Regions from separate parts of the Mus musculus genome. Here regions 1, 2, 4, 5 and 6 are each linked to region 3. A link is a loop called in an ENCODE intact Hi-C map of the cell type or tissue named here. Cell type or tissue: heart. All regions are shown on one strand. Region 1 has its middle 41 kb from the start of Gm38404. Region 2 overlaps D6Wsu163e (DNA segment, Chr 6, Wayne State University 163, expressed). Region 3 has its middle 39 kb from the start of Gm52919. Region 4 has its middle 32 kb from the start of Gm38404. Region 5 overlaps D6Wsu163e (DNA segment, Chr 6, Wayne State University 163, expressed). Region 6 holds the start of 9330179D12Rik (RIKEN cDNA 9330179D12 gene).

Region 1 (5,000 bases), 93 kb after region 3:
TGGCAGGAATTCTAACTTTATTGTGATTTAAAATGTGACTGGCTACTTTTAACACACAAAGAAAAGCTACACTCAAACACAGGCGCGTCTTTGCAGAGAGGCACCAGGGTGTGGTAAATTCTTGGACTTTGCAGCTTGCATTGAGAGCTGCATTCATCTCTCCTAGGTGTGGCCTCGGGCAAGCTGGCTCCCGACTCAGAGCTTCAGGTCCCTGAGTCTTTAAACAAGAAATGGTAGAACCAAGTAAACAGAATGGGGACTTTGCCCCAACCATGGGCCACAGTGTTGGTCCCTGCAACATGGCAACCACAGCCTGAAAACAAGGTGAGAACAACTGATGGCAGGTAGCCACTAGCCTGTCTAAGTCTTTCTTGGGACATTTAAATTTGATACTGTCTGTGAGGTGCCCCAGGAACTCAAACAGAGAGAGAACCAAGGATAAAACAGACAGGATCAGCAAGAGAAACTCTGGAAAGCAGCTCCACACAGCCATAGCTGCCATCTTGCAGCTAGGAGAATCCTCTAGCTGCGAGTGAAGGAGCACAAACATGGGGAGGCACTTCTGCAGGATGGGTAGGCTCAGAGCATTCCTAGGGTCCCTTCTACTGCTGTGCCCTCCAGGCTCTCAAAAGGCATGCTGGGAGTTCTGCCATCCTAGACCTTCCTAGCCAATTCTTTTGCGAATGAGGTCCTAGTGTCTAGCATCAATAGACAAGAACAGAAGAGTGCCTTTATCCATAGGGAGGGCTTTACCCAAATGGACTTAATAAAGCTGAATTCCCAGTTCTACCGATTGCACCCGCAGGAACTTGGAATAACTGTGTGGTCTCCAAGGGGTTGGCTCCTCAAAGGGAGCTGTAATGTCTCCTGTGCAAACTATGGGCTGGTGGGGTGGTGATGGAAGTTGGTGAAATGAGACAGACTAAGGCACCAGAACCCGTAACCTGAAGCAGAGGGGAGGGGTACCCTTCTAGAACACCATAAACCAATAGCATTTGCATCACAACGGTCCTGTTCCTCCTCTGTCTGTCTGTCTGTCTGTCTGTCTGTCTGTCTGTCTGTCACAGAGCACTTCTTCCCTCTCTCACTCTGAGAGGTGGAGAGAACAGAGTATGGAATGAGGCTGGAAAAGAGGGAAGTGAATGGATTCCAGTCATCATTGGGCCCGGGGGATGAGGCAAGCTGAATATGACTCAGTTCAAAAGAGAATCCCAGCTGGCATGATGGCTCACAATGACAGCTCTGGAACTCAGGAGGCTGAGGTAGAAGGCTCATGAGTCCAAGACTCTACAAAGGGAGACCCTGAAAAGGAAGGAAAGGAGGAAGGGAGGTAGGGTAGGAGAAAAGGAGGGGGAGAGATAGAGAGGAGGAGGAGGAATGAAGAAAGGAGAGGAGAGGGGAGAAGGAAAAGGAGGGGACAGGTCCATCAACCTCTCCTGACCCCGCCCCCGACCCCGCCCCCCAGCAGTGGTTTCTGTTCCTAGCATCTTTGTACTGAAGATGGGCCCGTGGACAAGGATGGCTCCAGCATCAATACATTCCTAGAAGGACAGTGTCGTGATCACCGTTCCTTTGCTATGAATCACATGGCCAAGCAAAGACCCTGATACTTCCAAGTCCATTCACAGGAAGGCAGTGCCCCAGCTCTCTGCCCCAGTTCTCTGCCCCAGCCTTTGGGAAGACTCCTGGTCTGAAAGTAGGGAAGAATTCTAGAGGTCTTTTCAGCCATGCCCCTGCCTCCTGGAATGTCTACAACTCATCTGATGTGAAGCCCAGGGAGTCTGTGTAACAAACTAAGCATTCAGGAGGGGACAAGAACCTGGTGGCCTTTTCATTTTCCACTACAAGGGGCTACAGAAGAGAAGGCAGGGAAAGGAGAAAAAAACCTCTCCCTACCAGTCTCTTCTTCTTCCTTTGTTTCCAAGTCAGGGGTCATGTCTGCCCTACCTGTCACTGTCTTCATCCTGTGAGGACTGTCATCCTGACAGACTCTGTATTCCCCGAGGAGGCAAGCCTCTAGGCACACCTGGGAGGGATTTCCTAGATTGGGCTAGCCTCATGCTCTGTGAGCCACTCTCTTCATTAGATTGAGGTGGGAAGACTCACCCTGAATATGGGTGTCACCGTCCCCTGGCCTGGGTCCTGGGCTGAATAAAAAGGAGATATCAAGCCAAACACAACGTTCATCTGGCTTCCTGCTCTCTGACTCTGCCGGTACAATGTGATCAGTTGCCTCAAGCTTCCGACTCCCCTGCCCTGATGGATTGCACCCTGCAACTGTGAGCCAAAGTCTTTCCTTCCTTCCTTAAATTGCTTTTGTCGGGGTATTTTGTCATAGCAGCAGAACGGTAACTAGCACGCCCCCTACTGGCCACAAATCTATAACACCCACCGCTGCTGGAAGCCATCATTCTCTCTCAATAGTGGCAACTGCTCTGCTGGCGGCCAGCATCACTCTGCCTTAGAAACCGAATCTTTCACTTTGGGCCATTCAGTGTTTGCAGTAACTCCGCTCTGGGAGTGTTTTATGATTGTCCCTTCAACAAGCAGAAAACTGCGGACCAGCAAAATAAGACAAAGCCCTCCAGCTTGCTTTCCCACTACATAGACATACAGGCACCCCTTGGAATGATTTCCACAGGGAAATTTCGAGGAACCCAGGCACCCTCTGCTACCTCCTGATGAACAGGAGGGGCACACTGGCAGGCCACAGCACAGTGAACTGCCCCAACACCCCATGGGAAGGGCCGTGAGGTGTTCCCTCCAGAATGTTGACTGTCATTTCCCCTGGCTTAATTGCAAGGCAGGCATTAACGGACCCAGAGAGTCAGCGTCCTTCACAGTCGCCTGCAGAAGCGCTGGAATTTCTGAGCTTCCTCAGAGATGAGCAAGGTCCTGGGGAAAAGGGCTGGGGAGGGGGGGAGGCGCGGGGAGTCCAGGGGCCAGTGCCCCTCAGGTCGGTATTCCGGAAACATCCCGGTCACTTTGGATTCGGCAGCGCAGGAAGGAAGGTTCTTGTTAGCGCCCAGTTTCCTGTGGGCAGGAGGATGATCTCAAACAGCTCCCAGCGCCTGGGCCGGCAGCCAGCTGTCTTGGATGGTCAGAAGGTGAAATTTGAATGCTGGTGAATGGGAGAGCGGAAGTTCAGCAAGACTGAGCTGAGCCCCATTCATGAAAAAGATCTAGTCTCACTTCCTTATTGCCAGGAGTCGTGTGTGTGTGTGTGTGTGTGTGTGTGTGTGTGTGTGTGTGTGTGTGTGTGTGTGTGTGTGTGTTGTCTGCTCATGGGAGAGCGAACAACTACTTTCTGTCTCATTTCTTCCCCAGACTCCCACTCTTCCTTTTTTTTTTTTTTTTCCTGTCTCAAAATACGAAGCTTATCCTCAGGAAACTGCCAAAAAATGTGTAGCTGGTCTGTGGTTTGCCAAAAAAACGAAAGAAAAAAAAAAGATAAATTCATGCAAAAAGCAGCATCCCACTTCCCCAAGCCTGCGAGCTCTCCCTTCTCTGAGTCTGTCTCTGTCTGTCTTTCAGTCTCTCCACTCTCTGTGTCTCTGTCTTTCTCTTCTCTTCTCTTCTCTTCTCCTTCTCCTTCTCCTTCTCCTTCTCCTTCTCCTTCTCCTTCTCCTTCTCCTTCTCCTTCTCCTTCTCCTTCTCCTTCTTCTTCTCTCTCTCTCTCTCTCTCTCTCTCTCTCTCTCTCTCTCTCTCTCTCTCTCTCTCTCTCTTCCTCTCCTTGTGGTCCTCTATTCCAGCCCCTCCTAGCTTAGAGTGGTAAAATTAACCCCTAGGGGGTGCTGGACTGTGAACTACGGTAAAGGCTGACCCCAGGGAACCATTCTGAAGCTAAACATGGGCTTTCTCTGGGTAAAAGTTCATGGCCATACAAGGCTCTGGGAGGCCCACCGTGAGCAGCCAAGCACCCAGTCAGCCACACTTACTCCCAGAATCACTGGAACCTTGCAGCCATTTGGGTAAGAGCATGATGACCCCAAAGTCCTCGAAAGGGCGAGAGAGAGAGAGAGAGAGAGAGAGAGAGAGAGAGAGAGAGAGAGAGAGAAACAGAGAGAGGGCGATGTGAAACTCCCATACTTGTCTCTTGGGTCTCAGTCAAGAAATGCTTAGTGAGCATCCCTAACTTCACAGCAACGTTGGAGGTGGTGCACCTGCCACCACCGTTGAGGGCACTTCTTGGGCATAGCAGGTGGAAGGGCACTACGGTACTTTCCCCACCTGTAGCCAACGTTCTTTGTTGTTGACACCCCAAGAAACCTCAGTCTTGTTGATCCTGTGCCTTTATGACAATTCTCACTCATGACAACCTCTCAGGGAGTGTGGAAAGGGATGCTATGAGTACTAATATCTTCAGTCCACTGGTGACCCAACGCCGTTTAGATGTCAGGGATTTCTAGACTCCTATCTTTTGTGTTGTTCAAGTAGTACTGACAACTTCAAGAGCTACTGTGACGATCTGGAGAAATGGCTCAGCTGGTAATGCTTCTTGTGCAAGCATGAGGACTCGAATTCCCATCCCCAACACCCAACATAGAAATGGGGTGAGATGTCGGTGACCCCTGTGTTAGAGGGCAGGGTAGAGACAGGTGGATGCTGAGGCTTGGTGGCCAGCCAGCCCAGGTGAATCAGTGAGCTCCAGGCTCAGGGGCAGAAGTTGTCTCAAAAAAATAAGGAGCAGAAACTATTATTCCTGACAACCTACTGTGGACTTCAGGCTTCCGTGCATGGATTGGATGGACGTGCACTTGTGTGCACAGACAGACAGACACTGATGGACAGATACACACACACACGGGAGCAGGGGTAGAAAGAGAGCTATATTTATCTTTTCCCATCTGGAGTTATTCTTCACCATGTTGAACAGAAGGGGGGAGGGGAGAGGTGGTGCCATCTGTCAAGTTCCCTGCCAAGGGGCTCCTCCAGGAAACATGCCACCCCACCTCAGTGCCCCTGGTTTTCCTTGACCCTGGCTCTGGCCATGCAATAC
Region 2 (5,000 bases), 410 kb after region 3:
TCATGCCAAGAGTAATACGCTGTAATGAAATGGAAGAAAAATGCCTGTAATTCTACCACTTAGGATGCTGAGGCTGGGGGATTTCCCCAGATTCAAGGCCAACCTAGGCTAAATGCCAAGTCTGAGATCCGCAGTGCTATATAATGAGACTCTGTCTCAAAAAACCTATAAGAAAGGGCTGGAGAGATGGCTCAATGGTTAAGAGCACTGGCTGCTCCTTCCAGGGGACCTGAGTTCAGTTTCCCAGCACCCACACCGTTGCTTACACCTGCCTGAACTCCAGCTTCAGCAGATCCAACAGCGCACCTCACAGACAAACGTGCAGGCAAGGTACCCATGCACACCAAGGAAACACAAATCAATCTTTAAAAATATAAAATCTTGGATTTATATACTTGGATTTATTATACTTTAAAATATAAAATCTTGGATTTTCATTGCCAAACATATCTAGCCAACAAGGCTCAGCTTTAGAGTAAACATCAGTAGTGACAGGAGCGCCCTCCCCCACCCCCGCAGTCAGTACCTGAGGGAGCTGTTGTTGGGGTTTTTTAGGTCCTGATGAAGCTTTATCACCCATTCCTGATATTCTTGCTTCTGGATAGCTGTAGACTGTTTCAGTTCATTTGACCATTTATTCTCTAAGTCCTAAAGTGAGGGAGGGAGGGGGAGGGGGGAGGGGGAGGGAGAACCAAGCAGTCATTTTTTCACGAGAAAGAGAAAACGTGAGTGCAAATGTAAAGCCGCACACCTCATCTCACTTACTTGCTGGGATTCAAAGTGCTGGGCAGCCAGTGAATTCACATCTTGATCTGTGAGCGATTTCCCCAGCTCCTGCATCACCTTTTCCATTTCAATACCTTGTCTAAAACACAAATTAACAAATAAGATATATTCACCACACGTTTAGGGCATACAGCCACGAGTGAAAACATAATTTTTAATTTTATGAAGGATAACATATCTGAGATTTAATACTCCATCTTGAAAATGCTCCCAGTCCTCATAAAAGAGTATGTGAGCACTGACAGCTATGACTTCAAGTACCAAGCGTGCCTCACGTGCAGCCAGATCATCACGCTGAGCTTCATCTATAGCTGGAAACAGATGAAATCCAGCAAGCTTTCATGGCTGTTCAGTAGTTCCAACCCCTTCTCATCTAGTTCCTCAAAAAGAGCTCCGTCAGCAGCCCAAGCAGATTTCCCAGGCGAGTGGATATGAACTGACAGGAGCTCAATGCTGGAAGCTAGTCTACTACACCCAGAAACTACTGATTACGGTTGAAAAGATACACAGTAAGTCACACAGTTACTTTAAGAAGCAATGTAAACTACAACCTGATGGTGTAGCCTGGGGCTACTCCTTCTATTCACCCAGAGAAACCATGGACAGAATGGGCTTCCCTACAGGAGAAGTCAATCAGCGATGGTGGAGTCCAGACAGAAGTCATTTAGGGAGACCAGGAGGGCACTAGGGAGGCTTCGGTATTGCTGGAAAACATCCATTTCTTGATTGGGTGGTGGCTACAAGGGTTGGCTTGCTCTGTGAAATTTTACTGAGCCGTACTTCTATGATATATTGTCTGTTCTGAGTGCATTAATACATTTGTTCATTAAAATCTCAAATTAAAAAGTATCTTTTAATACAAATGCATCCAAAATGTATTCTAAATGATATTTTGAGGGACTGAGAGATAGTTTGGTTGGATCTTACAGGAAAGCTAAGAGTGGGAGCACATCTGGACCCCAGTCTCAAAAAGCAGAGACAGGCAGGGCCCTGGAGGGCACTGTTCAGACACCCAAGCCAAACACACACACAAGCTCCAAGTTCACTGAAAAACCTGTCTCAAAAAAGATGGTGGACAGAGACTGAGGAAGACACTCAGTACTGACCTGGGCTTCACATACATTAGATACACACACACACACACACACACACACACACACACACACACACCACCCACCTACATACATGAAAACACCCACACGACTATATACATATTCCACACATACACAAATAAGTAAACATATAAATTTAAATATATATAATAAACAAAATGGAACGGTTTTACTGTTATTGAGTTAAGTAAACTGTTCTTAAAACTGAGTTTATACTTATTCAAACACTTAAGTAGGATGGATGTGATGAGTGATACACATGAGCACTTTGACATCTTCTGAAGTAAACACTCTGTGTGACGTAGCTCCCACTGTACTATACACAATGCAATGGCCCCATAAGCTTTTTTGCTTGATTTGGTTTCTGAGACAGGGTTTCACGACACAGCCGCGTCTGGCCTTGTACTTCTGCCTCATGAGAACTGGGATCACTGCTGTGCACCACCACTGCTGGTCACTAATGTTTCAGAAAGTACTAAGTGTCCAGTGAATAGGATGCTTGTAAGTAAGAGTCATTTAGAAACAAAAATATCTACATATCTGCATTAATATTTTACAAGTACTCCCTCTAGTGGATAAAAAATGCTATTACCATTCCTTCTAATGTTTAAAGAACTATCTAAAATGTGGTTTCATTAAAGCAGGATATTTTTCACTAAAAAAAGACAAAAAGAATTCAACAAATAAAATTTCATGAACATTTACATCATTCTGAATGTATCTAAAATGCAGCTAATCACATAATTACTTTTAAAGCTATTGCCTAGATTAAGTTCAAAAGAGAGCCTATTCTATTTCAAATAACATGTTAACTACACACTGGCTCAGAATACCAGGCACAACAACTCTGCAACCTGAACGTCAAGTGATAAAATGATATAACTTTTCCTAAAACAAACAAACAAACAAACAAAGCCAAAAAACCACAGGAGAAAAAAATCATCAGGTTCCAGAGAGGGTGAATAATTAGTGAGTTACTTCATTGTCTGTGGTAGAGTAGGAACTGTTTCAAAGAATAATAAATAAACCGAATAGGAATCACCTCCGATTCAGAAAAGAGGGCAGCCCAACCATAGGTGGCCAGACAGGATCTCTGCAGGAGGAGCAGGCAGGGGTTAAAGAAGTCCTGGGCTTGGTGGAAGCACTAGCCAGGAACACATAGGAGGCAGAAAGGAACTGAGCAACACAGGTAGCCCTTGGGACTCACAGGGACTTCCAGGCAGAGCATTTGCACACAACCTATTTGCACGATCCAGCTTGTTATAACTGATCTCTGGAGCACTTCTGATGACTAGGGCAACCATGTAACTAGTTGTTATACTGCATTGTTAGCAATAACTAGGAGAGAAAGGCTGAGAATGTTCAGAGTAGGTATAACTCTTTTCCCCTCGTGTTGTTGATTGACAGTTGGCTGAATCCTTAGACACAAGGCTCAAGGTCTGGGTTCATTGTTCAGCATCATGAAAGAAATGAAATCCATCTATGATTTTTTATATTTTAATTTTTATTAACCATAATAACTTAAAAATAAAGCAAATTATTCACACACTGTTAGTCTTAATGTTTTTTTATGTGAGGCTAATGAGAAACAAGAGCACATGGCATCTCATCTAAGTTGACTTCCTTGGTATTAACCTTAATTCACCCACAAAAAAATCAAGTATTAGTTGCTCTTAACAAGCTTCCACAACAAAAACATCATACAAGTAATATTAAAATCCATCTCAATGGTATGTATACCCATACTCTTAAACAAATGCTTTTAAACTAATAAAGGACCTGCTAAGTCAAATGGACTGTCTGTCTAGCAGGACGGCCTTTGCATCACACCAACAGAACCGGAGGGAGGGACCTGACAAGTCACACTTCACATCAAAGGAGCCGCAGCTTTCTCCTTACTCTGACGAAGCCCTCTTTGCCTGCTGTCTTAGGTAGACTCTATGGAAGGAATTCAAAGCTGATCAAAAGTCCCTGGGAGGATTCTAGGGTTCTTTTTATTTTCTTCCTGATGCAAGATGTTTGTAAGAGAACTGAAAGATACTGTGGCTTAGAGGAAGCCCACCCACAAGAGGTTCGAAGCAGGTACAGAGCAAGGAGGAAGGGCTAATAGTTCTGAAGTCTTTCTCAACCACTGGGTTGAAATTCTAGCTTGACCTCGGATAAATCAGTGGATTCATGTAAGCCAAGGTTTTCTCACCTGCACAATGAAGATGCTAAGTGTGGGGCTTAAAGATCAAAGAAGACAGCTCATTTGAAGCGTTTTGCATAGTGTTGTAATTTTATAAAAGTGCAAACTGCCTGTCCTACAGGTTATCATATGTCACAGTGTGACATTTAATTATAATAACACAAGCAATGAGTATTACCTCTCTCGTAACTTTTTCAGCTCCACGTCTCTTTCACCAATCAGCTCTGAGATGCTAACGAAGTAGTTGTGTTCCAGATTTAAGAGAGTTTCAGAGGCCGGGGAGTGGATTAGGTCATGGTACACATCTGCAAAGTCTTCGTCCCAGTCAGGCTCCTCAGGTCTCGCATGCTCTAAGGTGGTCTGTGAGGTGACACACACATTCAGTCAGGGCAGGCACCGCTGGCCACGCTACAGGGAAAAGTATGCACATCACACAGGGACACAGAGGCCCTGCACTTACACACATGTAGCCGTTATTCTAGAATTGTCTAAATATAACAAAAGAACACGGAGAGGAGAGAGACAATCTAACTTGTTATTATGGATTACCTAGGGAAAGGAATGAGGTACTCCTACAGAGCAAGGGACAGAAGTGCCCAGGACAGTGAGAAAGTCAGTGTGCTGTGACCTCATATCTATACACGATGCATGTGTGTGCCTGCACAACGGGATGAACAACAAAGCTAACACCCTCCACGTCGCCATCCATGTGCGGATGTAGGACTTCTCACAACCACTAACTTGAGTTGCATTTGAATGTGTTTTATGACAGATGTCTTAGGTGGGGTTACTACGGCCATGGTGAAACATGATGATCCAAGAAACCGGGAGAGGGAAGCGTTCATTCCACTCCCAGTTTCAGTTCACTATCACGAGAACTGAGGACAGGCACTCAAGCAGGACAGGAACCCGGA
Region 3 (5,000 bases):
CTTTTCTGTCTACCGGGGTGTCGTGTCTCTGCCAATGCAGACACCTGAACGTGGCTTCCAGCAAGTCACAGCAGGCCTGCTGACCTGGAGGAAGCCAGAAAATGTCCGTCAGGAGAGGTCCTCTGCCTTCCCTGCCTCTACAGTCCCTTAATATCTGAGGGTAAGCCTATAGGTCAAAATGTAGCCCTCACAGGAAAGAGGATGTTCTGCTAAAGCAAGCACATGAAAGGACGCATGGTGAAGGATTCTTTGCTAATGACACACACATATTGGTTGCGCGCCTTTTGTCTGGACCCTATAGAGAGAAATTCACCAAAAACATCTGGTGGTGTGCTGCGGTTTCCTGCTGATTCTGTGGACTCGGGCTGACTGGGCACACATGCTGAAGCAAGGCACGTGGAGGACACATGATGTCTGGAGGGTATAGATAGGACTCCATGGAGTGTCGGGGGACAGAGCTTGGCTTTCTGGTACAGCTAGCTGTGCAACACTTGTGGGTCTCGAGTCTTCGCTGATCTTTGCTTCCCTGAGAGAGGCACAGCCAACAACTTCTCCTGGTGTCCCTCCAGGTCCCTCCTGCTGACTGGAGCAGAGGCTGTCTCTGTTAGGTGACACAACCTAATCTGTTGCTGACTAGATTCGATCAAACTGGACTGCTGGTGTATCCGTGAAGTGTTTGCAAGTAGGTCGAGCTATGGCTGCCTGCTGACCTGTGAACTGAACTGCTGATTTCCAGACAGCACAGATGGGAGTTGCTCCAAAGAACCTTTCAAAACAGGTCCACTTCTCCCAGATCCTTTCTTTTCCACCACCTCTGGGGGTGATGGGCTAAAAGGTAGTTAAAGCATTTAAGAACCATCATTAAAAATAAGGTTTGAAAAATTAAAGTTACATATCTGTAGCAGTGTGGTTGCAGGGGCACTCCACCATGCCTGGCGTTTTCATGCTTCTGACAGATCCAAATTCAGTTCCTCATGCTTGCATATCGAGCACTTCAACCCACTGAAGCATCTCTCCAGTCCAACCCTGTCTTTTGTGTTAATGGACATGGTCCCCACAGGGGGAAGCTCTCACCTTTTCTATCACCTCCTAGATCTTGTCTAGGAGAGAGAATGAACATTGCCCTCACCAGAAAACACACAGGAAAAGGTGACAGCCAGCATTTCTTACAAGCAGATCTGACTCCCGTGACAGTGGTTTCAAACCACTGACACCTCTGCCTTGATCCTCGGGGCTGAGAAGCCTCCCAGGCGGCTGCAGCAGCAGCGGTGATGGCTGCTGCTGCTGCTGCTCCTGCTGCTGCTCCTGCTGCTCCTGCTGCTCCTGCTGCTCCTGCTGCTCCTGCTGCTCCTGTTGCTCCTGCTGCTGCTGCTGCTGCTGCTGCTGCTGCTGCTGCTGCTGCTGCTGCTGCTGCTGTTGTTGTTGTTGTTGTTGTTGTTGGAGATGGAGACTCACATAACCCAGGCTGGCTTAGATCCACCCATGTGTCAGAGGATGACCTTAGACTGTTGATAACGCCTACCTCCCAGCCGCTGGATAATAAGCACAATGACCCACCTGTGACATGATTTGAAACAGTATAAATAGTGATGAAGGCTGGGAAGGAGGAGGGGGAGGAAGAAGAAGAAGAGGAAGAGGAGGAAGAGGAGGAAGAAGAAGGCAACAAAAATATTTAACTAATAGAAATAAACCTGGCCCATCCATAAGACACTAGTGAAGTAAACTGTGATGTCGTTACATCATGGAAATGAGTAGTTTTGAAGTGTATTGATGTGGGAAAGTTATCCTGCATGTATTTTCCTGGGGCAGGGGAGGTTTTAGAACAGAATACAGAGCATGCTTCCTTTTAGCCTAAAGGGGAAAAAATCAACACTGATGTACATTTGCATGTTCATGTTTGTAGAAATGCCGAGATAAAGAGCGGAAAGTTCTAACCATGATTGGCTCCTGCAGGGGAAAGAAGAGGCATAAGAAAGGCTGTAGATAATGCAACAAGATTGATGGACGTTTACTTGAAGCCATTTTATTGTTTTAGTTGTTGACCCGTGTGAATTGCGTTACCTAATCCAAAATCGTTGTTGGAGATGTGTACTTTGTCTAATTAGATTAAGGAATGGCAATAGATAGATAGATAGATAGATAGATAGATAGATAGATAGATAGATAGATAGATAGATAGATAGATGCCTCCAGTGTCAGAAGTTCTGGATAGATCCATGTACGTTTAGATGCCTAGAACAGCTCAAAGATAAACAAAGCCTGCAGAGAATGTTGGGGTAGGGGGTTGAAGGGAAGACCCCTGATCGTGTTCCCCAGAACCAGCAGCCAGGATGGACTCTTGGGCCAAGAGGTAGACAGCCTCCATAACTTAAGGATCGGTGGGAGCTGTCAGATGGGTTTCCCATCTGGAACTGGGCATCTCGCAATTCTGATTTGTGTGGTTGCAACCGAACTGGCGGATTCCGTGAAAAGCAGCCCAGCTCGTACTGAACAGAAAGGAGGGATCCTGTTTGCTATGTTCTGAGAGTCCTGAGTTACGGGCAGGCAGGAGAGTCTTAAGCTGCACTCTGCGAGTATGGGGCTATGACTCAGGCGTTAACACTGGCTAGGAGGAAGTCTGTGGCCCTCACTACTGAGACATGGAGCAGAAAGGCTTCCTTCAGTGGAGTATGTGTGGCTGGCTGCCCACTTCGCCTGCAGCCTGGGGAATGAGTGAGCACACGGCTCACCTGAAACCAAGGAGTGGCCCTTTATCATGAAGCTGTTCCAAAAGCTGTTTGCCTGAGTCTTCAAACCAGTTTCCAAGCAAAGGAAAACTCAGGGGCCAACATGGTGAGGACGCTGCTACCAGCAGAGGGCAGTGACGTCCTGTCATTTACTGTCCAATGGCCATAAATTAATCTTTGGGTTTTTTTAAAAAATCATATGCATACTTCCTTAGTTCATCTGTCTAAGCTACCTTTTTCCTGTAGTTCCCTTCAAGATAGAATGACCTATCTCTGGTCAGTTTCTACACTTCAGTGATGGACAGTTGAGGTCACAGTCCTTGGTCACAAAGTGCCCACCCCCCTCATTTGGCTAAACCCACTGTGTGCTGGAATGAACTTGAATTCTACATGGTAATTCCTTCTTAATAACTTTCAAAGACCATGGGATTGTTTCCTGGGAAAAGGAGAGCCGGGCGCCTTCCCTCTCCCCTCTCAGGGCCTATGACCTCTCTTTATCTCCCCAACAGAACCATATCTAATTGTGAGAAGAGGCCAGGCTCAGGAAACCTGGGCTCCTCTGGGCAGAGAGCAGGCGGGACACACACCGGCCTGAGAGACACTGCTCAGGGTTCAAAGGAGCGGCTGTCAATACCACCACAGTGAGGGTAACCCACTGACTGACTGAGAGTGAACCTGTGAGGGAAATCCATTGACTGACCAAGAGGGGGCCTGCATCCATTATTGTCATGGTCTGTGTTTTGGTTTTGTTTTGTTTTGTTTTGTTTTTCATCTCCCTGGAGCCCCTGATACCCCAGGGCCTGTATTCTGAGTCTTTTTTTAAAAGATTTATTTCTTTATTATATGTAAGTACACTGTAGCTATCTTCAGACGTTCCAGAAGAGGGCGTCAGATCTCATTACGGGTGGTTGTGAGCCACCATGTGGTTGCTGGGATTTGAACTCAGGACCTTTGGAAGAGCAGTCAGTGCTCTTACCTGCTGAGCCATCTCGCCAGCCCTGTATTCTGAGTCTTGATGGTTGAGTTTTCCTGTATTCCTCTCTTCAAAAATTCTAAGAGATAAAACTCTTTGCTCCCAGAATAATAGTTTCCTATCAACCTTGGGGAAGCCCTTTGTCTCTGAGGTTTTCTGACCCTCACACATTTTATCTGATAAGTAAGATTCACTGACTGGCCACTTTCAATGCTGATATGTCAAGCCCTTGGAATATAGAGGGGAATGCCTGCAGAGAAGGCTCACTAGTAGGCACAACAACAAATTGATGTGGCCTGGGGCACTAGCTGATCATAAGTGACTCTCCCTCAACCCCCAAGGCAACACACATTCCTGAAAGTCAGCGTTACTAAAGTCAGTTTGGGCCACCTGGGGCAGAGTATATCATGAAGTATCTTGCAGACATAAAGAGGGGTTAGAACAGAAAAAAATATATCAAAACACCCAAACAAGGGCCCATGCATGTCGCACACAGCAAGGACATGGAGTTCTTTGGAGAGTTTAAGATAGGCTTCCTGGTGGGAGGTCCCCCAAAGTGCTCACTACTTGTGCGCTTGGCTTGCTGCAGAGATGAAAGGGTAGACTTTGGAGAGGTGCAGGTTGGGGCTGTTTGGTGTTTGGAATTCATTTTCCTCAGTTATAGCAAATACCCACAGCCCTGTAGATACACCCTGAGCATAAAGAGACCACAAAGCAAGCATTGCTGCCCCACGATGACATCTCTCATCTTCCTGGTTCTAAGCTATGCTTTCCTGCATAATTACTGGGAATCCACATGCCTTTGAGGGCCTGGGGGTTATGAGTAGCCTGGAGAGGCTGAAAGGGCACGCAGCCCGCATGCTCATGCGTGTGGCTGATGCAAATCCCTGCCCCCAAAGACATTTTAGAAATCTTTTAAGGCCAACTTGATGGTGGAGCCACTCCTCCTAGGTAAGAGATGACTGAAAAGAATGGTGTCTGGTATCAGATGCTGTACATAAAGAATCAAACGCTGTACATAAAGATCGTCTAAGCCGTAGCATCATGGCAACCCAGGATACTTAGGAGGCAGGAATGATTTCTGTTCTTTTTCTAGTGTGAAACAAGATAGATAGAAATGTCACGGCCTTGAGCATGTCGATGCTAACTGATTAAGTCATGCAGGAGCTGTTGAATGTGTGTGTTGTACACAGCCGTGCTTGTTGCAGTAGTGTGTGGAAGGCACGTGTATTCTAGGTACATTTTTGACTTTCGGTGTAAATCAAAATATTAATGTTGGTCTGTCAGATTTGTGTGGACCA
Region 4 (5,000 bases), 84 kb after region 3:
TTTGAGGCCAGCCTGGTCTACAGAGTAAGCTCCAGGGCTGCCAGGGTGACACAGAGAAACCCTGCCTCAAAACAAACAAAACAAAAACAAACAAACAAACATCTTTTTCAAAAAGAGAATTAAGTGAATATTTTTCATTATCACATCTATTTATTTACTTAATGACTTATGTTCTCCCCTTCCACCACGTGGGCTTAAAGGCGAAACTCAGTTTCCAATCTTGGCAGCGCGTGCCTTTACCAACTGAGCAGAATCATGGACACTAAATTCATAATTTTAACACCTTCAAAAGACAAATCTTTAATCCCAGGAACTGATTTTCCTAAAGAACACCAACAAATGTTTAGAGAAGAATTAATCCTAGTTGTACTCAAATCAGCAAAAGATAAAACACAGGAGCACACAAATACCAATGATGTTCACAACCACAAGGAATCTCAGTAAAATACCAGCAAGTACAACTCAGCAATAGGAAGAACTGCATGCACTGACAACTGAGGAAGCAAGGCTGTTATGGTGTAAAAAAAAAAAAAAAAAAAAAAACCCTATTCAGAAGGGAAGAAGAAGAAAAAAAAAGAATTCCAAGAGCATTTTAATTTGTTTAAAAGATTTATTTACTTTATGTGTGAGTGCTCTGTCTGCATGCATACCTGTGTGCCAGAAGTGAGCTTCAGATCCTATTACAGATGGCTGTGCGCAAACATGTGGTTGCTGGGAATTGAACTTAGGACTTTTGGAAGAGCAGCCACTGCTCTTAACCACTAAGCCATCTCTCTAGGCACCTTAGGTTTGGGTTTTTTGTTTTGTTTTGTTTGGGGGGGTTATTTTGGGTTTTTGTTTGTTGTTGGGTTTTTTTTGTTTGTTTTTTGTTTTGTTGTTGTTGTTGTTGTTGTTAAAACTTCAACATCTACCTGTTGCTATCTTAACAATTCAAAGTAAGATTTCCCAGTAAAGAACGAATACACAATCCATGCAGTTACTGCTGTCTGTAGAGGTAAACGCAGTTTAACTACTTTCCCGTGGAGTTTGGAACCAGGCAAGAATGTCTGCTTTCTGCAGCACTTAATTAATGAAATGCCAAAGAAACAAGGCAGGAAAATGAAATAAAAGAGCACAGAATGCACACACTGACACACACACACTCACACTCACACACACACACACACACACACACACATGCAGGCACACACATGAAATAAATTTTTTACAAAGACTCAATGTAGAAACTATGCCAGAACTTCAGAGATGGCTCAGTGGGAAAGATCACATGCTGCTCTTGTCGAGGACCAGAATTCAAGTCCCAGTACCCACATTGTGTGTCACACCATCCACATCTCCAGATCCAAGGGACCCAACATCCTCTTCTGGCCACTGTAGGTACCAAGCACACATGTGGAGCACTCATATATGAAAGAAATCAATCTAGAAATAATCTTAAGTAAATAAATAAAGCTAAAAAGAAAGTATGTCAGTGTTCCCTACATTGCTAGACTTAAGCAACACAGTTATTATCAAACTCTTGGGAAGATTGGTGGTCGTGTACACAGGCTGCTCCAAAGAGGATTATGTTAGCTAAAATAATTTTGAAAAAGGAATATGTACGTGGGGGGAAATCTGCCTACGTGATTTTAAGATGTATAGCTGCGGAGTTTGGATGCAGTTCACTTGGTAGAGTACCTGCTTAGCACTCACAAAACAGAGGCAGGAGGATCTCCGTAAGTTCAAGGCTGCATCTATGTAGCAAGGTCTAGGCCAGCCAGGTCTATACATGTGAGTCCTGTCTTAAAAAAACAAAACATTTTCAGAAAAATGAGTGCAGGAAAAGACATGAGCAGCAGCATTCATTCGGGGTGTGTGAACAGAGCCATACGCTCTTGGTGCACTGCTGGTGCCAATGTGAGATTGTGCTGTCACTCTGGAAGACTGGGGACTTCTCTGGCAACTTAAGGATGCAATATCCTTATGGGCCAGCAGCTCATCAAAGGAATGAAAACAGACATTGGCATATGAACCAACATATGAACATGTCTAGGAGCATTGTTTAAAAAATAATAATGACAGCTTCAAACAACTCAGCAATCGGAGAACAGTTGTGAATGTAGAAAGGCAGAAGGGACCTCCTGGAGGACACAGGATGTCCTATGTCTTCACCATATCAATAGTGAAGGTCTTCTCAGCCACGCCCCTGCCTCCTGCTCCAAGCATTATAAGACATGAGTGTCTAGGAATCTCTATAGTTCATCTGATGTGAGGCCCAAGGAGTCTGTATGATAAAATCAATTAAGTATACACAATCTCTCTCTCTCCCTTCCCCCTCTCACGTGGGTAGACATGCACACATGTGCACATGTGTATGAGGAGCATGTGGAAGCCAAATGCCCCCCTTGAGTGTCCTCCTCACCACTCTCTGCCTCACTCTTTGAGACAGAGAGTTTCTGGTTGAGACGACTGTCTAGGAGGCTGAACAATGTACTCCAGGGTTCCTCTTGTTTGCCAGTCTGCTCTGGTCTGTAACACACAACTTACTGAGTCTAGCTCTGGAGTGAGCACTGGGCATCTGAATTCTTCCTGCTTGTGCAGCACTGAGCCATCTGTCAAGTAATTATTATTCTTTAGACGGGTTTCACTGTGTAACCCAGACTCACCTCAAACTTACCATCCTCCTGCCTCAGGCTCCTAAATATTGGAATCCCACGCATACATTACATCTGGCCTCATCATGTCTTATAATGTGTGAGGTTCTGCATTTTTCGCAAATAATTTAACCAAGATTTTTATTGAATATATCTATTTTATTTTTAAATTTTTTATTATTTATTTTTATGTGTGGGTGTTTTGCCTACATGCATGTCTATGCATTGTGTGCATGCAGTGCCTGTGGAGGCCAGAAGAGGGCATCAGATTCTCCTGAAACTGGAGTTACCAAGAGTTGTGAGCCACCATGTGGGTGCTGGGACTCAAAGCCAGGTTCTCTTGGGAGAACTGATGGTGCTCTTAACTACTGAGCCATCTCTCCAGCACCAGTGTATCAGTTTTCAGTGAATATGTTTGTGCATAGTGCTACTCATATTAGGGTTAGTGGGGGAGTGGCGTTTTGTGGAGACTATGCTGTGAAACTTCGTTCACATAACCGGGTTCACCCGGGGTTTATTACAGAAACATGACTGCGAACTCTCTGAACTCTTTCCAACTTCCATGCCAAAAATAACATGCGGCCCTGTCATCGGGAATTATTTTTAATAGTTTATCAGCAGACAATTCCTCTGAGTCTCCTCTTATATAGTTGAAGGCAAAGGAGTGGAGAACATCTTAGCTGCAAAGAGCTGCCGCTTGACCTTATGCTCATTTCCCTTGTCTGGGAAAATCTACCCCAGGTCCTTTATCAGGCCTCATGGCTATGGCTCCTCTTCTCATAAGCACCTCCTACCTGGTGGTTTAGAGCAGGTCAGAGACACTGATCTGTTGTTGCATTTACTGAGCCTTAAGTGCTGACTGCACATGTGTTCCACTTTGTTAGGAGTGGCAAGCTCGGCACACTCACTTTGCAAATACCCACAGCAGGTGTGAGCCATCACTGCTTCATCTCCCAGAGGCAGCTCCCTGGGTCCCTTCCAAAACCCTTCAGTCTGCTCTATGAGGTAATAAGTGGACAGACATCCTGAGCTTTAATTCAAAGATGATAGAGGATAGATGGATGGATAGACTGAATGATGATAGATACATTGATTAATAGATACTAGATGGTTGATTGAACAATAATGGATAATATATGGTAGAACGGTTTATTGATTGTTGATGTAGATGACATATAGAGCAGTTGGTTGATGATAGATCAGATATACATGATTCATGTTAGATAAGAGATGATTGATGGATTGTTAGATGATGCACAGATAAATGAAATATGCATGATAGATTGATAGATTATAAATTGATTGAGATAGGTAGAATGATTGATATATTGATAGAAGATAGAAAGGTGATAGGTAGATAGATGATTGATAGATAGATACGTAGATAGATATAGATACATGCATACATAGACAGGTACATAGATATAGATAGATACATAGATGCATAGGTACATAGATACATACATAAATAGATACATACATACATACATACATACATATAAATATATTCATACATACATAGACAGATAGGTACATAGATATAGATAGATGCATAAGTACATAAAAGAGATACAAACATGATAGATGATTGACGGATGAATAAGTAGATATTGAATAGATAGATAGATAGATAGTTAGATAGATAGATAGATAGATAGATAGATAGACAGACAGGTAGAAAGGACAGGTGGTGAGTAGACAGTTGATGGCTGGACAGCAGATAGACAGTGGGCAGAGACAGACAGAGAACAGGGTGTAAAGCCTGCTTAGTCATTATTTTGATGGACCACCCTACCTACAGTAAGACCCCTACATATTCACAGCCCATTTTCCTAGGATCACAGTGTATTCTCTGGCAATCACTGGGAGAAAGAGAGTCACTAACCAAGTGGTATCAGGTTGTAAACTCAAAATTGCTCCCAAATGGATCAAAGTCTTCTTCCTCGTTCAGCCTTGTGGTGACAGAAGTCTTGGAGTCTCAGCAGGGGAGGCCCGGGCTGCCTCTCCTTTTCTGGCACCTGGAAACTATGCACACCACTGGGTCAGGGAGGGGAGGGTGCATGGCTTTGTTCTCTGGAGCCCAGGAAAGGGCAGCAGGCCCTGAGGGCAGCCTGCTGCTTAGAGGCACGCATGGCAGTCGGTTAGCTAAGGATCCAGGCATCAGTGCCAGTGAAGCTCGTGCATTGAGAACCTAGCAGCCTTCAAGATTGCCCTGTCCCTTCCAGATTCTGCGCAACCAGAGATGGGGTTCCTCTGCCCTTCCCAATGGCTTCCTGCCTTCAGATCACCAAGTTGGTGTCACAGCCAATGGGTCTCCCTGGCATAATCCATTGTGTACTGGAGGTGTCCTAGGAGAAGGCTTTGGGG
Region 5 (5,000 bases), 400 kb after region 3:
GTGGCAAACAGTCAGCTCCCCAAACAGGCACACAATAGTGTTGCATGGACTCAGCAGGTTCCATTTGGGAATAAATATATACATACAAATACAATATCTACATGCAGTAACAACTCATGAAGAAAAGAGAGCACACATTTTAAGGATAGAGGGCAGGGTAGATGGGAAGGTGTGGAGGGAGGAAAGAGAAGGAAGAAACGTAATTAAAATACAATCTCAAAATAAACAGAAAAGAGAAAAAGAAACAAGAGAGGAGCTCACAGCCCACTCTTCTGCCCAGGTTTTTACGAGTCACATGTTCCTTAGCAGTAAAAGGAGGTGATTTTGATGGAAAATATGATATTCATATGTTTTATCATAAACTATGAAAATACAATGAACATAACAACCACAGTAAAAAATGAATGAGAGACCTTAGAATAAACAGGTACTTGTATATCAGGATGCAAGCGTGATGAACAAAAAATGTAGTCGTGTGCAGATGAAGAAGACTCAGAAGTTTTTTCCCAAGACTTTCTATAACATACAAGTGCCTTTAAGAGGCTGAAGGAGGAGGATCACAAGTTCAAGGCTAGCCTAGGCTACACAGTGAGTTCTGGGAAGGCTGGGTACATACTGAGACCCCATCTTAAAACAACCAAACAAACAAAAAAAGAAAGTTGGTCTTTTACAAAGTGCCTTACTCTACTGCCTCATTCAAATCACAACACAGTTGCTTTCACAAGAACAAAATCCCAAGCCACATACGTGCCACCTTAAATGTAGGTGGTTTTCAAACTCCCTGTCGTGTACTGCACGCTATAGCTCACAGACGTAAAATCCTCCTCCCTTGCCCACACCCATGACCTCCACCTTCACACACTCTGTCACTACGACTGAGATTAAAAATCCTTGGACGGAGCTGAGGGAGCAAAGAGAAGGGAAAAGTGAGAAAATTATCTAACTAAAATGCATTAAACATTTTAAAACATATATGGGAACATATTTCTGACCACATCATCACTTGCTTGGGAGGTGGAGGAAGAGGATAACAGCATAAGAAGACACCGTGAACTACTCTACACAGTCCTCTGTTGGGATCACCTCTATACTGGTGTCCTGGTCCTGAAATGTAATGGTGCTCCAGCAGAGCCACAATTATTTATTGTTATTTATGTACTACTGCTTACAATTAAATATTGAAGAATAAATACCTACTCACGGGGGACTGACCCGCCCCAGGTACCTGCAATGCACTACTACACAACAGCAAAGGGCACGAAGGGGCTTCTGGACTGAGGGCCTGGCCTCCAGGGCAGGCCCTCAGTGCAATGCCTACGGAGCCACATGTATACAAAGTGTCACTGTGTAAGAAGGACAACTAGACACACATGCTTCTGTACATACAAACATATCTGGAAGGCACAGGCAGGCAGGATAGGAAGGAGGGGCAGCAGCCCCCTTCCATCTCAGTTTTCCCTTCTGTGGTCTCAGTTATCCACCATCAGCTGTGGTTCAGAAACATCAAACAACTCCAAAGATAACAGCTCACAAGTCTTCAATTGCATGCCAATCCAAGCAACAAGACGAAGTGTCACACCACCCTATTCTGTTCCATTCAGGACATAACTCATCCCTCTGACCAGTGGATTCACAGTGTGCATTGCTACCTGCTGGGTTTCACAGCTTGAGACCAGCGATGCTGACGATTCAGATGTGACAAAGAGAAGCCCGTTAAGTGAAAGGTGAAAACTGACAAGTTATGTACATGTAATAAAGACTAGGATGGATGCAAGTTCAGTACTGCCCGTGGACTGCAGCATCTCCTGGTGCTCCTGGAGCACCATCCAGAAGGAAGACTTACTGAGGACAGTCTGGAACCGTTGAACTAACAGAACAAAGTAACAGCTAACATGGGATGAGGAAGGGGAAAACACAGAGATATTGGTCAAGGGATATGAAGTTTGTTCTACAGGCTGAATAAGTTTCAGAGAGCTGATGCATAAAAATATGGCTATGACCCACTACATACGTGACCCTTATCAAGGCACAGCCCTGATGCTCTCACCACAGGGAGCCAAGGAGCAGCCTCTCGGGCGACAGACACTTTGCTTAGTTTGGGGTGATTAGTGTGGCTATGATTTGAAGACATAGCATCCTTCATTGGCTCATGATTTAAATGCTAGCTTCCCAATTGGTGGCACTCTTTTGGAAGGTTCTAGAATTTCAGAAGTTAGGGCAGGGTAGATGAAGTAGAAGTAATTATAAAGTATACTTCAGTACGTTTGAAAAATTTCCAACAAAATTCTAAGTAATTTGAAAGGACGTTGTATTGTAGATAAATACAGGGAAAAAGAGTCTTTTAACCACAACAGTCTCTCTCTCTCTCTCTCTCCCTCTCTCTCTCTCTCTGTCTCTCTCTCTCTAGAACAACTAAAACAGCCCTAAAGTCACAAAGCCAGAGATGGCTCAGGGCTGGGGTGCACGCCGTGGACCAGCACATGCGTGGCATGAGAAGGGGCTGCAGTCAATCCCTAGCACCAGACAAAAATATGAACACGGAAAACCTCGGGTTTGTTCCATTTTAACTGTGACTTTAATGCCCTTTATAGACATGGTCTAGCCATTAGAGACAGTGTGGTTCGAAAGCAAACTTTTCGAAAGCTCTTACTTAAGTATGGCAATGAAATTTTATCATGGTTTTTACTAAAGATCTTGAAAGAAAAATCAACTGAGAAAAAAAAGGAAGAAAGAAAGAGAGAAAGAAAGGAAAGGGAAAGAAAGAAAGAGAAAATTTGGGGGAAAACCCCTAGCTTCTGAAGATATTAAATTTTGGGTTTTTTGTAAGCCCCGCTGCTATGAACTCTGCGTGCTTTAGTGGTTGGTGTCTAGGGGCTTTAAGGATGCTGCATCACTGACCGCGGGCCTCTTTGCACTTGCTCTTGCGTTGGGTTCTCGCGTACAGCGCCACCTGCTGGACAACTTCCAGTTGTTCCTCAATCCGTGGGAAGTGGAAGTCCGTACATTCTTGGCAAACTGTGGCAAAATCTAAGGGATCCAAAGCATCATTCTAAGTGTAAACCATCAAAAATTTATCATTTACTTATAGAAAATGAGATCTAAGGGGGAGATGAAGTTTGTAAATATGATTTCTTGTTGTTTGTAATAACCGCACATTTGAATGTGTGGGTACAACAATTTCTCCCAACACTCCACTCTCAGAAGTACATTCTAATACACCTCCAAGTCATCTTTAAATAACACACACTATGGTTATAATCTATCCCCAGTGTCTGTAAACAATAAGAAGTGCTGGTTTTGTTTGACTTGGACGGCATGGGGGACACTGGGTAAGATCACTCAGCAGGCCCTGTTCTAAAATAAAAAATGTACTTATAGTTAGATTATTATTTTTACTTGTCTGTTACTCCACCACTTAGAAAGCAGAGGCAGGAGGACTGCTTTGAGTTCAAGATCAGGATGGGCTACAGTGTGAGACTCCTCTACAAAAATGGAATTACTGAGAGAAATGTGGTGAGATAGATCTGCATGGTACCTACTCACCTCTTTTGATGCCGCTATATGAATTAATTCGATTATCTACTAGCAAAACCAGGCCACAGAGAGACGTGGAGTAGAGGGACAGTGCTGTCTGCAGACGGTGGAGCTTCACGCCGCTCCCGTGAGTTCTCTTATGCTTACAGAAGTCCAGCATGTCTGCCCTCAGCAGCCGCAGGTTGTGCATGGTCTTCAACTGGGCTCCTAGGGGTGGACAGCACAGAGAGACACCGAGACAGCTACAGAAATCCTATAGTGGATGCAAACGTCTGTGACAAGACTGTGGGTAGATCCATGTCCCAAATAATAACTAAAAGTGGCTCTCCCGTCGCCCATGTTAATAGCCATTATAATTGATCTGCAAATATGTTAGCTAGAACATAAACTCTAGCCTTTGTGGAGCGGGTGGTGAGTTGGGGCCAGATACAGAGGGCAGGTCCTGCTCACTGCAGGACGTCCGCCCGAGGCTCCTTGTGCTGCTGAGGGAGCTCCCATACCCAGGTGAATGGTGAAGCTCTCCTCCAGCTTCCTCTGTTCCTCGTAGATCCTCCCAGCAGCGTCCGCAGACTCTCTGAACTGACTCGGCTGCACTTTAATCTCTTCACTGAAATTAATACAATTACGGTTATACCCATTGCACAGTCACCACAAGTTCTGTCAGAGAACAGTAAGCTCGCCACGAAACGAGAGAACTGAACAGCTGACACAGAGCTTAATTTCTCCCTAAAGTCATGTTAATCCACGGTGACAAGCAAGAGCACAGCAGCAGCGGCTCCCGAAAGCCCCACACGTCCTCTACTTCCTCCTCAGAGCAAGCAATGCGGATGATTCTCTTCAGTCATTACAATATCAACTAACACATCTCCACTTAGTATTTCCTAGTGGTTTAAAAATGATTCAGGGATTAGCTGAGGAACTAATATGTAATATCATTAAAAGCCATATCAGACATACATAAGAATTCTCAAGACAGGGCAAATTCTAAACAAAATTATAAAATAGATGAGGTGACAGCAATGAAGATTAAAAATTAAAACCTTGGGCTGCTGTGATGGCTCAGCAGGTAAAAGCCCTTGCTTCACAAGGCTGGCAGAGCATTAAGTTTGATGCTAGGACGGATTGCGGGAGGAAAAAAACTTCTGCAAGTGTCCTCTAATTTTCCCACTGCTCACTCATACACACACACACCCACACACATATACACATATTCACACACACACACATATACACAAACACACACACGATTATAATGATAATGATGATGACCATTATAATAACAGTAATTTACAAGACAGTTTTAAGTGCTTTTAATTAAAAGGCCAGATAAATCAAGAACCGAAAGGTTCCTTTGACACTTCCCTGTCTGGATGCATTCTCTTCTCACTAGACAGTTTTCTTTGCTCTGGGGTAAAGTTATCCTAGAGAAGCTATGACCACATAACTGCTCAATTCAAACCCATGGC
Region 6 (5,000 bases), 210 kb after region 3:
CATGTGGCTTCCTCGTCTTCCCATCTCCATTTCTGACCTGTGGTGTGGAAGCAACCCCGGCTGCCTTCAGTGAGGCCCCAGAGGGTGTTGCGACCTAACAATCCATACCAACATATAAAGAGCCCCCCCCCGCCCCCGACTCTCAGGGTTGGGGCAAACCGTCTGAGCCTTAGGACTCCGCGTTGGCACTTTGGCAGGAGGTGGGGGTGGGGGAGAAACAGGGAATTCAGGAGAGCCCCGGAAGTCATACTGAAAAAAACGTGCGTTTAGGGCAATCTGAAAGAACCGCTGCTTTAGCCTTGCTTGCAATCTTTGCCGAGAGAGCAGGGTGCCCACGTATGCACAGCTCTGGACCTGCCGTGGTTTCGCCATGTTGCTTTGCAAACTCCATTTACAAGGACTGGCAACATTCGCCGGCGCCCCCACCCCCTCTCAGCACCCCATGATCCTGGGCACCCTCTTTCTGATCGTGCCCTCTTCCCCAGCCCTCGGTTCACCAAGGTTACTTACAGTTTGGCTGCTTCTTGAGCGCGCAGATTTGGGTGGGGTAGGAAGCGGGGGAGGAGGTGTGTAGAGCAGGCTAGGGGGCACCCCCAAATGAGAGGTCAGAGTCCCGCATGCCTCCTGGAGGGGGGTTCCCTGGTTTCGTCTCACCCAACCCCCAGCAGGCACAGCCTTCCTAGCTACTGCCCTTGTGGGCCGCAGCCGAACACTCCGCAAGTTTCCCCCACTGAGATCTAGAGCCCCTGGGGTGGAGATACCGACCTTACGGACACCCGAAACCTCTTTTCCAGGGAGCCTGGGACCTCTCTGGGGTTTTCAGGCCCACAGAGCGTTTCTAGGATTTTCCCTCGATTTTTAATAATTTTTTGAAACTGCTCCCCCCTGCTCCGACTCCAACTGCGGCGGCCGGCCGAGGCGCGCTTCCTCCTCCTCCCTCCCCCTCTCTCCTCCACCCACCCACCGAACAGCGGCCCCTGGACCGCCGAGACCACCCTGGACATTTTTTTCAATTGTCGGGAATGGTAGAATAGGATCTGAGGATCCGAACGAGACCAAGAAGTAGACTTTCGGAGCTTCCAGAATATTTTTATTGATTTTTTGAAAAGATGACGAAATCCAAAAAAGAGTGAGTTGGTGTGCTGAGAAGTGAGCCAGAGGGAACGGCAGGCGGCGGCGGCTCTGGGCTTTGCCTTGGGGTTTGTGGAGGTTTTAGTTCATCACCTTTTTCAGCTTTGCGGGAATACCCGAACCCCAGGAGCCCTTCGGATTTACCCCACCGTTCTCATCTCTATTCTTACTATCCTTTCTACTCTCCTCCCCCTCCCCACACACACATAAAAAATTCTTTTTGTTATCTCAGATTATGCTTTTATTTTTCTTTTCCCTCTGTTTCTGATACTAATTTTTCCCTATCCCCCTCGGACCCTACCCCACTCTTGATTGTAGGTCTGTGAGGAACAAAAGTGTGAAGAAGAGGTCTTTCCTCTGGCCATGAATTACCTGGACCGTTTCTTGGCTGGAGTCCCGACTCCTAAGACCCATCTTCAGCTCCTGGGTGCAGTGTGCATGTTCCTAGCTTCCAAGCTGAAAGAGACCATCCCGCTGACTGCGGAAAAGCTGTGCATTTACACCGACAACTCTGTGAAGCCCCAGGAGCTGCTGGTAATGCCGCCCTCCCTGCTCCTGACTCTGCCCTTCCCCATCACACTAAGGCCGCCACACTAACCAAGACTGTAAGAAAAAAAAAAAAGATGTCCTTTAGTAGGAGAGAGCTAGTCTTCCCACATCAGGGAGTGAGCAAAGCTATCAGTGCCTCATGGAAATTCATGAGGGTGAAATTCTGTTGTGTGTGTGGGTGGGGGGGGGGCATAAATAGAATATTCTAGTTAATGATGTTATAATTAAGGTCCAGATTTCCACTGAACCCTGAGAACACGGTCTGATTTCTCACATTCTAGTTTGTGTTGTTTCCCAAGACCCTGGAGGTGTAACAGGTAATGTCTTAAAGACCAATAAAGTCTCATGGACAAACATAGTAGCTGATCACTAAGTACCAACAAAGCACTAAGTATGAACATATTAACTTGGATGCAAAATCAACATCTGCCTTTCTATTGGTGGATCTGAAGCATGAGAGTTCAGCTCCAAAAGGCACAGTGACCTGGATACAGTCCCCAGGGGGTCCTGTCTTGGTTTTCTCCCAACCATCTACCTTTTTTTTTCTCATGCACTTCCCCCTACCCCCATGTTAATGCCACACACTGAAGGTTCTGCAGCTCTCTTTTACAGTGGTTTGCACACCTTGCACTGGTGAAAGAAGACCACCCCCTCTATCGACTCCCTCCCCCTTGCTGCCATTGCCTGGGCCTGCTTAATCTCCTGGGCAAAGACTGGCTTCTTGAACTGAGCCCTTTGTGAGGAGCCGTCCTTTCTGGGTCTGTGCTGCCACCTAGTGGCAGACATGTGCAAGGCTGGGGGAGGAATTGCCTAGAACGCAAAGAGGGGCCTGAATGACTTCACCTTTGAAACACTGCCAGATTTCAGCTGCTTCTGGTTTGGTGTAAGAGGCCCCTAAAGGTGCTTTCTTCTGGAAGATCTGCTTCTTTCAATAATGGTGCCAGAGGACGAGTTTGTGCTCACATTGCCCTGGAAGAAGGAAGGGTTTGGGATTCAAGCCATTTCTGATTTTTACGTAGTTAAGGAATTTTTTTTTTTTTATCCTAACTTCCTGCAAAAAACCCAGGCAGACTTGAAAGCTTGTGGGGAGGAAAAAAAAATAAGATTAGAATTGGAGGCCAGCTTGTCTATTCAAAAAGAAAAAAACAAAACAAAACAAAACATGAAAAAGAATCTTCTATGTGTCTGGTGTGCTGGAGGACTGGAGGTATTTTTCAAGACACCCTAATTTTTCCAGGACCGGCAAAGCTAACTCAATTCTCCAAATAAAGTGTGCCAGCTTCCCATCTCCTCCCATCCATAAGTTATGCACCCTAGAAGAACCTTCCTATTTTACACGTGAGGGGAGCTTGCTCCAGGAAACACCATAGCTGGTCCAGCTGACAGGGGCTTTATAGCCGGTCCCCAAGTTTAGCAGATGGAGCCAGGTGAACTGAAGAGTCAGTCACTGCCCGGCAGTAGTAGCATCCTGCGCTTTTGAATCCTACTGATTGACCAGGATCATTTCCTTTTGTTTGCACCCCCCCCCCCAACGAAACCAAAACAAACAAAAATTGGGACCTTTGCATAATTTCAAGCTAGCCTCAAACTTCTAGCCTTAAAGAGGTAGAATCCCAGACATGCACTTCCAGGTGTGCATCTCTTTGGGGTATTATTATATTTAGTCCAGTTCATTTGAACATTATTCCCCATGTTTATTTTACAAAAGGAGAGGCACAAAGTAGCCTACTAGTGGGGTGCAGTGGAGCCCCCTAAAAGAGACCGTTACAGCCCAGTACATGGGCTGACCCTGTTTAAGCACCTCCACATTGCCCCAAATCATAGTGTGCAAAATGGAGTCACAAGTGACCACCTCAGGCCCTTTAGCCATGAAGACAAAGGCCAGTGAAGATTTAGGTGAAAGGGTGAGTGTCATATCCCAAGACTTCTTCATGGTGTGTCAAAGGGGAAGGTGTTGGCAGCAGAGAGGGAAAATGATACTCTTCCCCCACAAGGAAAGGCCAGCGAACTGGCTGCCAAGGAGTTGGGCCAAGGAGGCTTCTGCTATTCTGCATCTGTAAGCATCATTTTTTTCCATGAGGAGTAAAGAGACTTAGCCAACAAATTCTCACCGCAGCACCACAGTGGCCTTAGCTAGATCTTACTATAGGCCCACCTTTCTGAGTGGGCAGGCAAGAACATTTTGTGGAGTCAGGGGTAGGGGTGAGGTAGGAAGAAAACTAGAGTAAAGGCTGGTCTTGGCAGTAGTTACCTGGCCTCTCATTATTTTCAGTGGAGCCTGACTTTTTTTTAGCCCAAGAAGAGCCAGGAGCAACTTCAAAGCATGAGGGGCACAGTGACAGATGAGGCTGCAGTGGAGCCTTAAGGAGCATCTTCAGAGCTGGCCGGGAACCCAGCCCCCAACCCGGGCCTGGAGTCAGTCTATGGATTCTTAGAGCTCTGCCCTCTTCCTCCCACCCTTTGCAGGAGTGGGAACTGGTAGTGTTGGGTAAGCTGAAGTGGAACCTGGCCGCAGTCACCCCTCACGACTTCATTGAGCACATCCTTCGCAAGCTGCCCCAGCAAAAGGAGAAGCTGTCCCTGATCCGCAAGCATGCGCAGACCTTCATCGCTCTGTGCGCTACCGGTGAGAGGGGGCTCACGGGGCTTCCACGGGGCCATGGGAGGTGGGGTTGGGTGTCTAGGCAAGTCTGAGTAAGCCAGCCTGGAGCCTCGCTCGTGCTTTCTCGGAACTAGAACATTTTCTCTCTCTGCTTCACTCGTAAGTTCTTTATGAGGGCAAGTATGGTAAGGGGAAGGGAGTCGGTGCCTGCTAAAATATTGTTTATGGTGTCTAAAGTGCCCTTTGAAGATTATAGATACTGCTCTCTGGTTGTGTTTAAATCTTTAATCTTTTGAGGAAAAGGACGGCTTGGAGATAAGCCCTAAAGGGAATTTAAGGAAGGTGGGGGCAAATATAGGTTAAAGGACCAACGACAAGATAAACATGGTGCCCGCCCTGATAAGGGGGAAGGAATTCCTTCACCGTGGAGCTGGTTTATTGCCTTCTTGCTGTTTCCTGTTGACAAGGGAGTGAACCTTTAAGCAAAGATCCGTTTATTCTGAGCTCTGGAGAGGATTTTTGATACATAGCTTTATTGGCTTCACACCTGGGTAGAAGACCCTAGCACAACATTTCTCAACCTGTGGGTCGATACATCCCACAGGGCTTACGTATCAGATATCCTGCATATCAGATATCCTGCATATCATATATCTACATAAGAAATCACAAATAGCAAAATTACAGTTACAAAGTAGCAACGGAATGGTTTTATGGT

What was found. Peaks named below come from ENCODE experiments on the same cell type or tissue, not always from the same donor. Only the 100,000 strongest peaks of a DNase experiment are listed, where the experiment ranks them.
Region 1: a loop joins it to region 3, with 2.0 times the contacts of the local background. A loop is called at or near these places in 8 of 42 quality-filtered maps.
Region 2: a loop joins it to region 3, with 3 times the contacts of the local background. A loop is called at or near these places in 11 of 42 quality-filtered maps.
Region 4: it touches region 3 in a loop (2.2-fold over the local background); 8 of 42 quality-filtered maps call a loop at or near these places.
Region 5: it touches region 3 in a loop (8-fold over the local background); 12 of 42 quality-filtered maps call a loop at or near these places.
Region 6: a loop joins it to region 3, with 7 times the contacts of the local background. A loop is called at or near these places in 38 of 42 quality-filtered maps.

The regions. Positions count from the first base shown.
Region 1 is chr6:127,264,375-127,269,374 of GRCm38, reverse strand. No RefSeq gene overlaps it. Among named protein-coding and RNA genes, the nearest start is that of Gm38404, 41 kb to the left of the region's middle. In heart, a CTCF peak has its summit at 2,375 (motif pointing left); a DNase peak (open chromatin) is centred at 3,074; H3K4me3 peaks cover 951 bases; H3K27ac peaks cover 878 bases; H3K27me3 peaks cover 1,327 bases.
Region 2 is chr6:126,945,923-126,950,922 of GRCm38, reverse strand. It overlaps D6Wsu163e (DNA segment, Chr 6, Wayne State University 163, expressed), which reads right to left. Exons shown (of 14, transcript NM_138594.3): 4 at 4,265-4,446; 5 at 766-865; 6 at 527-648. Among named protein-coding and RNA genes, the nearest start is that of D6Wsu163e, 8.5 kb to the right of the region's middle. In heart, CTCF peaks have their summits at 2,260 and 2,468 (motif pointing left); no DNase peak of the experiment used is centred here.
Region 3 is chr6:127,357,334-127,362,333 of GRCm38, reverse strand. No RefSeq gene overlaps it. Among named protein-coding and RNA genes, the nearest start is that of Gm52919, 39 kb to the right of the region's middle. In heart, a CTCF peak has its summit at 2,851 (motif pointing right); no DNase peak of the experiment used is centred here; H3K27ac peaks cover 974 bases.
Region 4 is chr6:127,273,472-127,278,471 of GRCm38, reverse strand. No RefSeq gene overlaps it. Among named protein-coding and RNA genes, the nearest start is that of Gm38404, 32 kb to the left of the region's middle. In heart, a CTCF peak has its summit at 2,887 (motif pointing right); no DNase peak of the experiment used is centred here.
Region 5 is chr6:126,953,876-126,958,875 of GRCm38, reverse strand. D6Wsu163e (DNA segment, Chr 6, Wayne State University 163, expressed) reads right to left here. Exons shown (of 14, transcript NM_138594.3): 7 at 4,035-4,141; 8 at 3,544-3,741; 9 at 2,899-3,027. Among named protein-coding and RNA genes, the nearest start is that of D6Wsu163e, 16 kb to the right of the region's middle. In heart, a CTCF peak has its summit at 2,967 (motif pointing left); no DNase peak of the experiment used is centred here.
Region 6 is chr6:127,145,329-127,150,328 of GRCm38, reverse strand. Ccnd2 (cyclin D2) reads left to right here. Exons shown (of 5, transcript NM_009829.3): 2 at 1,450-1,665; 3 at 4,147-4,306. It overlaps 9330179D12Rik (RIKEN cDNA 9330179D12 gene), which reads right to left and starts at 940. Exons shown (of 3, transcript NR_040274.1): 1 at 766-940. In heart, CTCF peaks have their summits at 944 and 1,161; DNase peaks (open chromatin) are centred at 538, 858, 1,608 and 2,448; H3K4me3 peaks cover 2,626 bases; H3K27ac peaks cover 2,829 bases.